3 separate regions of the Homo sapiens genome follow, and all the other regions are linked to region 1. A link is a loop called in an ENCODE intact Hi-C map of the cell type or tissue named here. Cell type or tissue: CD4-positive, alpha-beta T cell. All regions are shown on one strand.

Region 1 (2,500 bases):
AGGGGAAATGCTTTCTGGCTTTCCACTTGCATATTCTTGGAATGTCACTTTTTCTTAAATGTTAAAAATTGAAGGCCAGGCATGGTGGCTCATGCCTGTAATCCCAGCACTTTGGGAGGCTGAGGTGGGTGGATCACGATGTCAGGAGTTCCAGACCAGCCTGACCATCATGGTGAAACCCCATCTTTACTAAAAATACAAAAAAATAGCTGGGAGTGGTGGCGCGTGCCTATAATCCCAACTACTCAGGAGGCTGAGGCAGGAGAATCACTTGAAACCTGGGAGACGGAGGTTGCAGTGAGCCAAGATCACGCCACCGCACTGCAGCCTGGGCAACAAGAATGAGACTCCATCTCAAAAAAAAAAAAAAAAAATGAAAATGTGTCGTTAATCATCGAGATAGTCTTTCAGTCTGCACTCAGTAATATTAATGCCTTCTCATTGAAGTCATCTATTCTGTTCCCATAAAGATCAGGATAGTTTAGGTAGTGGTGAATAAATAAGGTTCTCAATGGCCTATTAGTTTTTTTAAATGTTCAAAAGATAGTAGCATGTTGGGAAAAGAGATGAATTCCACATTTCTTTTGGTACAGTACAACTTACTGAAATTGCTTTCTTATTTCAACAAGGATTTACCAGGTTGTGTGTAGTGGTTAAAAGCATGGACTTTACAGCCACATTACATGGGTTCAAATCCACTTACTAGTTATGTTAACCACAGGAAGTTAGCTAATGTCTCTCTGCCTCAGTTTTCTGTTTGTAAATTAGGATAAAAATCTCCGTAGATGTGAATATGTATAGCTAGATAGTAGATTGTATTCAAAATCCCAATCATAACATAATAAAAATATTAACTATTATTAGTTGTTTTGAATATACAACCTAATTTCATTTTCTCCATGATCTGAGCATGTTGAGTTATTTTTAAACAACTCCATTTTACAGATGAGACAGTGTTCCAATAAGCTAGGTAGTATGCCCACAGACACACAGCTAGCAGCTGAGATGAACCACCCAAGTCTATTTGGTTTTCAGCTCATGTTCTTTTCATGATATTTTGCTTTCTCTCAATATTTATAGAATTTAATTTAATTGACTAGAATTAAACTAAGAGAAAATGATTGAATGAAGAGATGCAGAAGGCAAGAGATAGCAAAGGTCATTCTGGGCTGGGCATGGTGGCTCACACCTGTAATCCCAGCACTTTGGGAGGCCTAGGCGGGTGGATCATCTGAGGTCGGGAGTTCAAGACCACCCTGGCCAACATGGTGAAACACCCCCGTCTGCTAAAAATACAAAAATTAGCTGGGTGTGGTGGCAGGCGCCTGTAATTGCAGCTACTCGGGAAGCTGAGGCAGGAGAATCGCTTGAACTGGGGAGGTGGAAGTTGCAGTGAGCCGAGATGTGCCATTGCACTCCAGCCTGGGCAGTAAGAGCGAAACTCCGTCTCAAAGCAAAAAAAAGAAAAGCTACCTTTACCAAAGACAGTTAAAATGATGGCCACCAAGGGGCAGTGTGCAGCAGGCAGAGAAGGTGGCTTTTTAAATTATTTTTCACTGCCTGCTGAGACAAAGATGTTACACCAGAATATGCCACCCTAACATATGCTTCTTTGGCATAAGGATTATTTTGAGCTGAAGACGATTGAGAAGAAACAAATAAAAGAAAAACTCTGCCTTCCCTTTCTTTGCCTAAAGGCAGGACATGCTAGTTAATGATCAACCCCTGACCTAATCGGTTATGTTACCTATAGATTACAGACATTTTATAGAAAAAGAAAAACACGGTGAAAATCCCTGTCCTGTTCTGTTCCATTGTAATTACCAGTGCATGCAGCCCCCAATCACATACCCACTGCTTGCTCAATCGATCATGACACTCTCATGTGGACCCCCTTAGAGTTGTAAGCCCTTAAGAGGGAAAGGAATTGCTCACTTGGGGAGCTCGGTTTTTGGAGACGTGAGTCTGCTGATGCTCCCAGCTGAATAAAGCCCTTCCTTCTACAACTCGGTGTCTGAGGGGTTTTGTCTGTGGCTACAAACCTGTCTTTGGCCAGTCTAATTTACAGGACCTCAGCCAGAGAACTAAGATGGGTAGAGGCAATACAGGAGATAGAAATAATTTAGGTAGGTAGATAGGGTGAAAGAGTCCCTGACAAAAGCTTTTCTTCTGACAAAAAACAGCTCAGAAATTACTTCCATTCTAACCACAGGCAGTCCAAATAAATCACTTCTCTTTTAACAAAGAGCAGCCTGGAAGATTGGACTGTATAATGTAGATAAGCATCTCCGGCACAGAGGGAGAGTTTCTTGGGTAGTCACCAAACTTACATAAATGGGTCCCAGTAAAAACAGTAGGCTTTAATGAGCACATTCCTTTCCCCTTTTTTGGACAGGGACACACTAAGGTTAGCTAGAAGCTTGCATGGTGGGGTGGGGGAAATGCCTGCAGCTGCAAGGAGGTACCCAGGACAAGGCATGGAAACTCCCCCTATTCTTGT
Region 2 (2,500 bases), 66 kb before region 1:
ATCAGGAAATCTTTGAATCTACCTATGACCTGGAAGCCTCCCACTCCACTTTGAGATGTCCCTCCTTTCTGGGCTGAACCAATGTAAACCTTATATGTATTGATTTATGTCTTTGCCTGTAATTTCTGTCTCCCTAAAATGTACCAAATCAAGCTGTAACCCAACCACCCTGGGCACATGTTCTCAGGATCTCCTGCGGCTATGTCATGGGTCATGGTCCCTCACATCTGGCTCAGAATAAACCTCTTCAAATATTTTACAGAGTTTGGCTCTTTTTATCAACAAATCCATCCAGTGAGAATCTATTCCATTTATTGAATTTTTAGTTCCAATTTCCACTTAGTTTTCTTGATGTCTTCTCTCTTTGCTGAGAATCTCCTGGCACACATTTAGCCTGATATTTTATGATTCTTAGAAAATGGAAAATATATGCTAATTGAGGTGTAAGTTAAAATCTCAGTGACTAAGCACACTAGAACCTTCTTACACACATAAAAACCCAATCATCTAATCAGCTTTTCTGAGGAGGAGAATCTGCTCCACACAGTAATTCAGCACCCAGGCTCTTTCCCACTCCTGGTTCCCCCATTCTCTATGGACTAAGGGTAACCCAAAGGTCACAAACAAGTTAACAGCTGGGAAACAGCAGCCTTGGGAGGCTTCATGCAGGACTTTCTCTTCTCTCCTATGGCAACAGCTGAAGTATTAAACAATAACTGATATTTAGGATGATGACCCTGATTAATAAAAGGTCTTAAGTCATTAAAAAGTTAAATCATTAAAGAATAATTATGAAGTGTACTAATGAATGTGCTTGCATTTTAAATATGTATTCAATAATAAAGTTTCCAAATATTTCATTTAAGAAGAAAATTCAATTAATGAGAGCACCCGTCTCTGAGTCAGCTCATTAACCAGGGTTTTACTTTATCCAAGTATGAGTGGGCACTGACAGACAAGCACATCCACAGTATGGTTGCTGTTACATAACAGTACACACTCTCAGTGCACACATTAGCTCTGAAACCACAGAAGTCAAACCACAGTGGAAAATTCAGCTACCCTGGAGAGAAATGGCAAGATAATCTTCTGCAAGGCTTCCTATTCTGGTCTGCACTCTATGGTGGCCTATATTTCTACTACTTCTTCAAGCCCACACAATTAAGGAAAAGTTATTAATTCTGCAAATATATATATGTTCTCAAATGCTCATGAGAACATATGGTATATTAAATAGTGTCTGCAATACTATGGTTTGTAGAAAACAATTAGGAATCCTGGAAGTTAGAGCTTGAGAATATACAGCTTGGCTCTATATTCCATCTCACAGGAAGGCTTTAAGTATTATCAAGATAATTTAAATATTTCATATAACTTAAGTTTTTGCGGCCGGCTGCAGTGGCTCATGCCTGTAATCCCAGCAGTTTGGGAGGCCGACGCAGGCAGATCACTTGAGGTCAGGAGTTCGAGACTAGCCTGGCCAACATACTGAAATCCCATCTCTACTAAAAATATAAAAATTAGCCGGGTGTGGTGGCACTTGCCTGTAGTCCCAGCTACTCAGGAGGCTGAGGCGGGAGAATCGCTTGAACCCAGGAGGCAGAGGTTGCAGTTAGCTGAGATCATGCCACTGCACTCCAGCCTGGGCGACAGAGTAAGATTCTGCCTAAAAAAAAAATTTTTTTTTAAATGTATAGAGAGAGAGCTCCTTTTTCAATACACAAATAAATCTCTGAGAATTCTGAAAATCTTCAACTCAGTTTTAGAAAATTATTTAGGTTGGGAGGTAAACATCACCTATAAAAATAATCTGTTGAGCATTCATTTCTGTATATATTATGCTTTCTATATATTATGCATATACAGTCAGCCCTTGTATCCATGGGTTCTGCATCTGTGGATTCAACCAATCATAGACCAAGATATTTTAAAAGAATAAAACAAAAGGTGATACAACAATAAAAAAATACAAGTTAAAAAACAATAAACAACTATTTACATAGCATTTACATTGTATTAGATATCATAATAGAGATTTAAAGTACACAGGAGGATTTGCATAGGTTACATGCAAATATGATGCCATTTCATATGAGAGACTTGGTATCCTCAGGCGTCCTGGTACCAAGCCCCATGGGTACTCAGGAATAACTGTATTCCATATGTATTACAGTATTCTCAGAACTAGGATGTGGAAAGTCTACAGGATTTTATTCAGTCCTGAAGCAAGCACCTTACAAGAAGAGATTATTTTTTCCACACCAGTGCAGTTGAGAATATTTCCTCCCAGGAGGCTTCTGTGACTAATAAATACAGTAAAGTCAATCACTGATAGAAGTGATAAGGGTATTGTGCGTGGTGGTGACACATGAATGCCATGGCAGCAATATCGGTCGATAGCCCCTTCTGATAAGAGCAGCCAAAAAACCCCAATTATTGCAATGAGCGCAGAAATCCATTACTGTTCGCTTTCTTTCCCCTTGGGAGCACTGACTCGCAG
Region 3 (2,500 bases), 55 kb after region 1:
AGTAGGTTAATGCCCCCTTGCAGGGGTGAGCGAGTTCCCACTCAGTTCCCCAGAGAGCTGGTTGTTAACAGGAGCCTGGCACCGCCCCCAACCCCTGGCTTCCTCTCTGGCCATGTGATCTCTGTACACACCAGCTCCCCTTTGCCTTCTGCCATGAGCGGAAGTTTCCTGAGGCCCTTGCCAGAAGCAGAATCTGGTTCCATGCTTCTCGGACAGCCTGCAGACCCCTGAGCCAAAAAAACCTCTTTTTTTAAATAAATTACCCAGCCTCAGGTATTCCTGTATAGCGACACTAGACAGACTGAGACACACACACACACACACACACACGACACATGCAAAACTCTAAGTCCTGGAGTTCCTGTGGGGATTCAGCAGAGCCCAGTGCTGCCCTGCCATTGCTGTAGATGGGAATGGTGCGTCCTCCATTCATTCATTCATTCATTCATTCAGTAAATGTTCACTGAGGGCCTGCCAGGGCAAAGCACTACTGAGAGTATGTTTGCTAAAACCTATAAAGAACAATTATAGGAAAATTATATTCTTAGTTTCTCCAAGGGAAATCTATAATTCTTAGTGCCTTCATTTTAATCTAAAAATTAAATTAAGAAGTCAAAATTTAAGACCCCTCATTTTTCCTTGTAAACTGGTATCACAAATTATCTTTTTCTCATAGGTTGGCTTTTCAAATTATCATAAACTGGAACAGGCTGGGCACAGTGGTTCACGCCTGTAATCCCAACACTTTGGGAGGCCAAGGCGGGTGGATCATGAGGTCAGGAGTTCATGAACAGCCTGGCCAACATGGTGAAACCCCCGTCTCTACTAAAAATACAAAAATTAGCTGGGCATGGTGGTGCACGTAATCCTAGCTACTCAGGAGGCTGAGGCAGGAGAATCTCTTGAAACCAGGAGGCGGAGGTTGCAGTGAGTCGAGATCGCACCACTGCAGTCCAGCCTGGGCCACAGAGCAAGACTCTGTGTCAAAAAAATAAAATAGAATAAAAAATTGTAGCTTGTTTTTCTTCACTTCATAATATGAAGGCAGCAAACCTGAAAAACCACAAATCATCTTGAAGCAAAGTTGTCAGGGTTCCCATAGACACAGATGAGCTGATGGCACGTGCTAGAGTACCCACAGATAAAGACCTGGGATGCGTGCCAAGCTCATCTCAACTCAGCAGAAAGCATGATGCTGGGTTAGGTGCTGCATTTCCCCACATCTTTCTCTCTTTGCCGTATTCCCTTGATCACCCAAGTCAGGAGCATGCTACCCAATAGACGTGTAACACGAGCCACAGATGTCATTTTAAATTTTCTAGTAGCATCATTAAAAGGAGCAAAAAGAAACAGGTTAAATTAATTTCAAAAATATTTTATTAAACTCAATATATCAAAAATAGGATCATCGAAACTTAGGATAAATATTAAAAAATTAATAAGCTAGTTTACATTTTTTTTTTTTAACTGCAAAGTCTGAAACCTGTTATTCATACAACACCAACAGCTAGGGTAGGCGAGGTCCTGTGGGTTCGGGCCATGATGGGGCTGAAAGGACCCTGGTCCGGCATCTCGGTCCTTGTTCCAGGAACTCTGTGGCCAAGACAGTCTGACAATAAGTTATTGCCCACAGAGGATGTCTAAGTCTTTGTGTCCACTCTGTGATCGTGATCTAGAATTTTCTACCAAGGCTTGATGGGGAACTAGGATATTCTTCTGCAATGATTCAGAATTTTACAGTGTACCTTTATACTTTAATAAGTGAATTCTATATATGGTAGTTTGGTAGGATTCTGTGTAGAAGTGCTTTAGGAGGTGATTGAAAGCTGTAGGGACTTACCATACGGTTATGTATTGCTTGGTGATGGGGTATAAAATTGTCATGTGAACATCTTGGAGTGCACTTACTTAGCTGATACAGCCCACGACACACATATGCTTTGTGGTATAGCCTGTTGCTTCGAGGCTACAAACCTGTACAGTGTGTGACTCTACTGAGTACTGTAGGCACCTGTATGTAACACAATGGTAAGGATTTGTGTATCTAAACATATCTCAACATAGAAAAGGCACAGTAGAAATGTGGTCATATGGGACCGCCCTCGTACATGCAGGCCTTCACTGACTGAATGTCGTAATGTGGCGCATGACTGTGTTTAAAGATTTGTCCAAATGCAGTTTACCAGGATAAGCCTGGAATCCGATTTCAATTGCTGTCTTTTAAAGCAGGTGTGGCAAACGGGTGGTGATGTGTGTGCCAGCTCCACTCGGTGGTGGCCCCAGCGCTCCCATGCTCCGAAGGAGTCAGGAACTGGAAAGGGTACCTGCCTGGAGCAGTTTGTGTGTGTGCTAAGGGGTGGGGAAGGCGGGGACTGGGAACCATGTATTTGCAGTCCATGTTGACACATTTGTTGCATAAAGTCATAGAAAACACTTTCCTTTAAGAGTGTCTTAATTTTTACCATGAAATATGATACCTGAAAAGAACAAGAAAGCAAAG

Evidence for each region. Peaks named below come from ENCODE experiments on the same cell type or tissue, not always from the same donor. Only the 100,000 strongest peaks of a DNase experiment are listed, where the experiment ranks them.
Region 2: a loop joins it to region 1, with 2.4 times the contacts of the local background. A loop is called at or near these places in 11 of 110 quality-filtered maps.
Region 3: it touches region 1 in a loop (2.8-fold over the local background); 6 of 110 quality-filtered maps call a loop at or near these places.

What each region holds. Positions count from the first base shown.
Region 1 is chr6:166,988,841-166,991,340 of GRCh38, reverse strand. No RefSeq gene overlaps it. Among named protein-coding and RNA genes, the nearest start is that of MIR3939, 7.8 kb to the left of the region's middle. In CD4-positive, alpha-beta T cell, CTCF peaks have their summits at 1,143 and 1,463 (motif pointing right); a DNase peak (open chromatin) is centred at 1,480.
Region 2 is chr6:167,055,069-167,057,568 of GRCh38, reverse strand. No RefSeq gene overlaps it. Among named protein-coding and RNA genes, the nearest start is that of CEP43, 57 kb to the right of the region's middle. In CD4-positive, alpha-beta T cell, no CTCF peak of the experiment used is centred here; a DNase peak (open chromatin) is centred at 1,008; H3K27ac peaks cover 280 bases.
Region 3 is chr6:166,934,181-166,936,680 of GRCh38, reverse strand. All of the region lies in intron 6 of RNASET2 (ribonuclease T2), which reads left to right. Among named protein-coding and RNA genes, the nearest start is that of RNASET2, 21 kb to the left of the region's middle. In CD4-positive, alpha-beta T cell, no CTCF peak of the experiment used is centred here; DNase peaks (open chromatin) are centred at 86 and 1,150.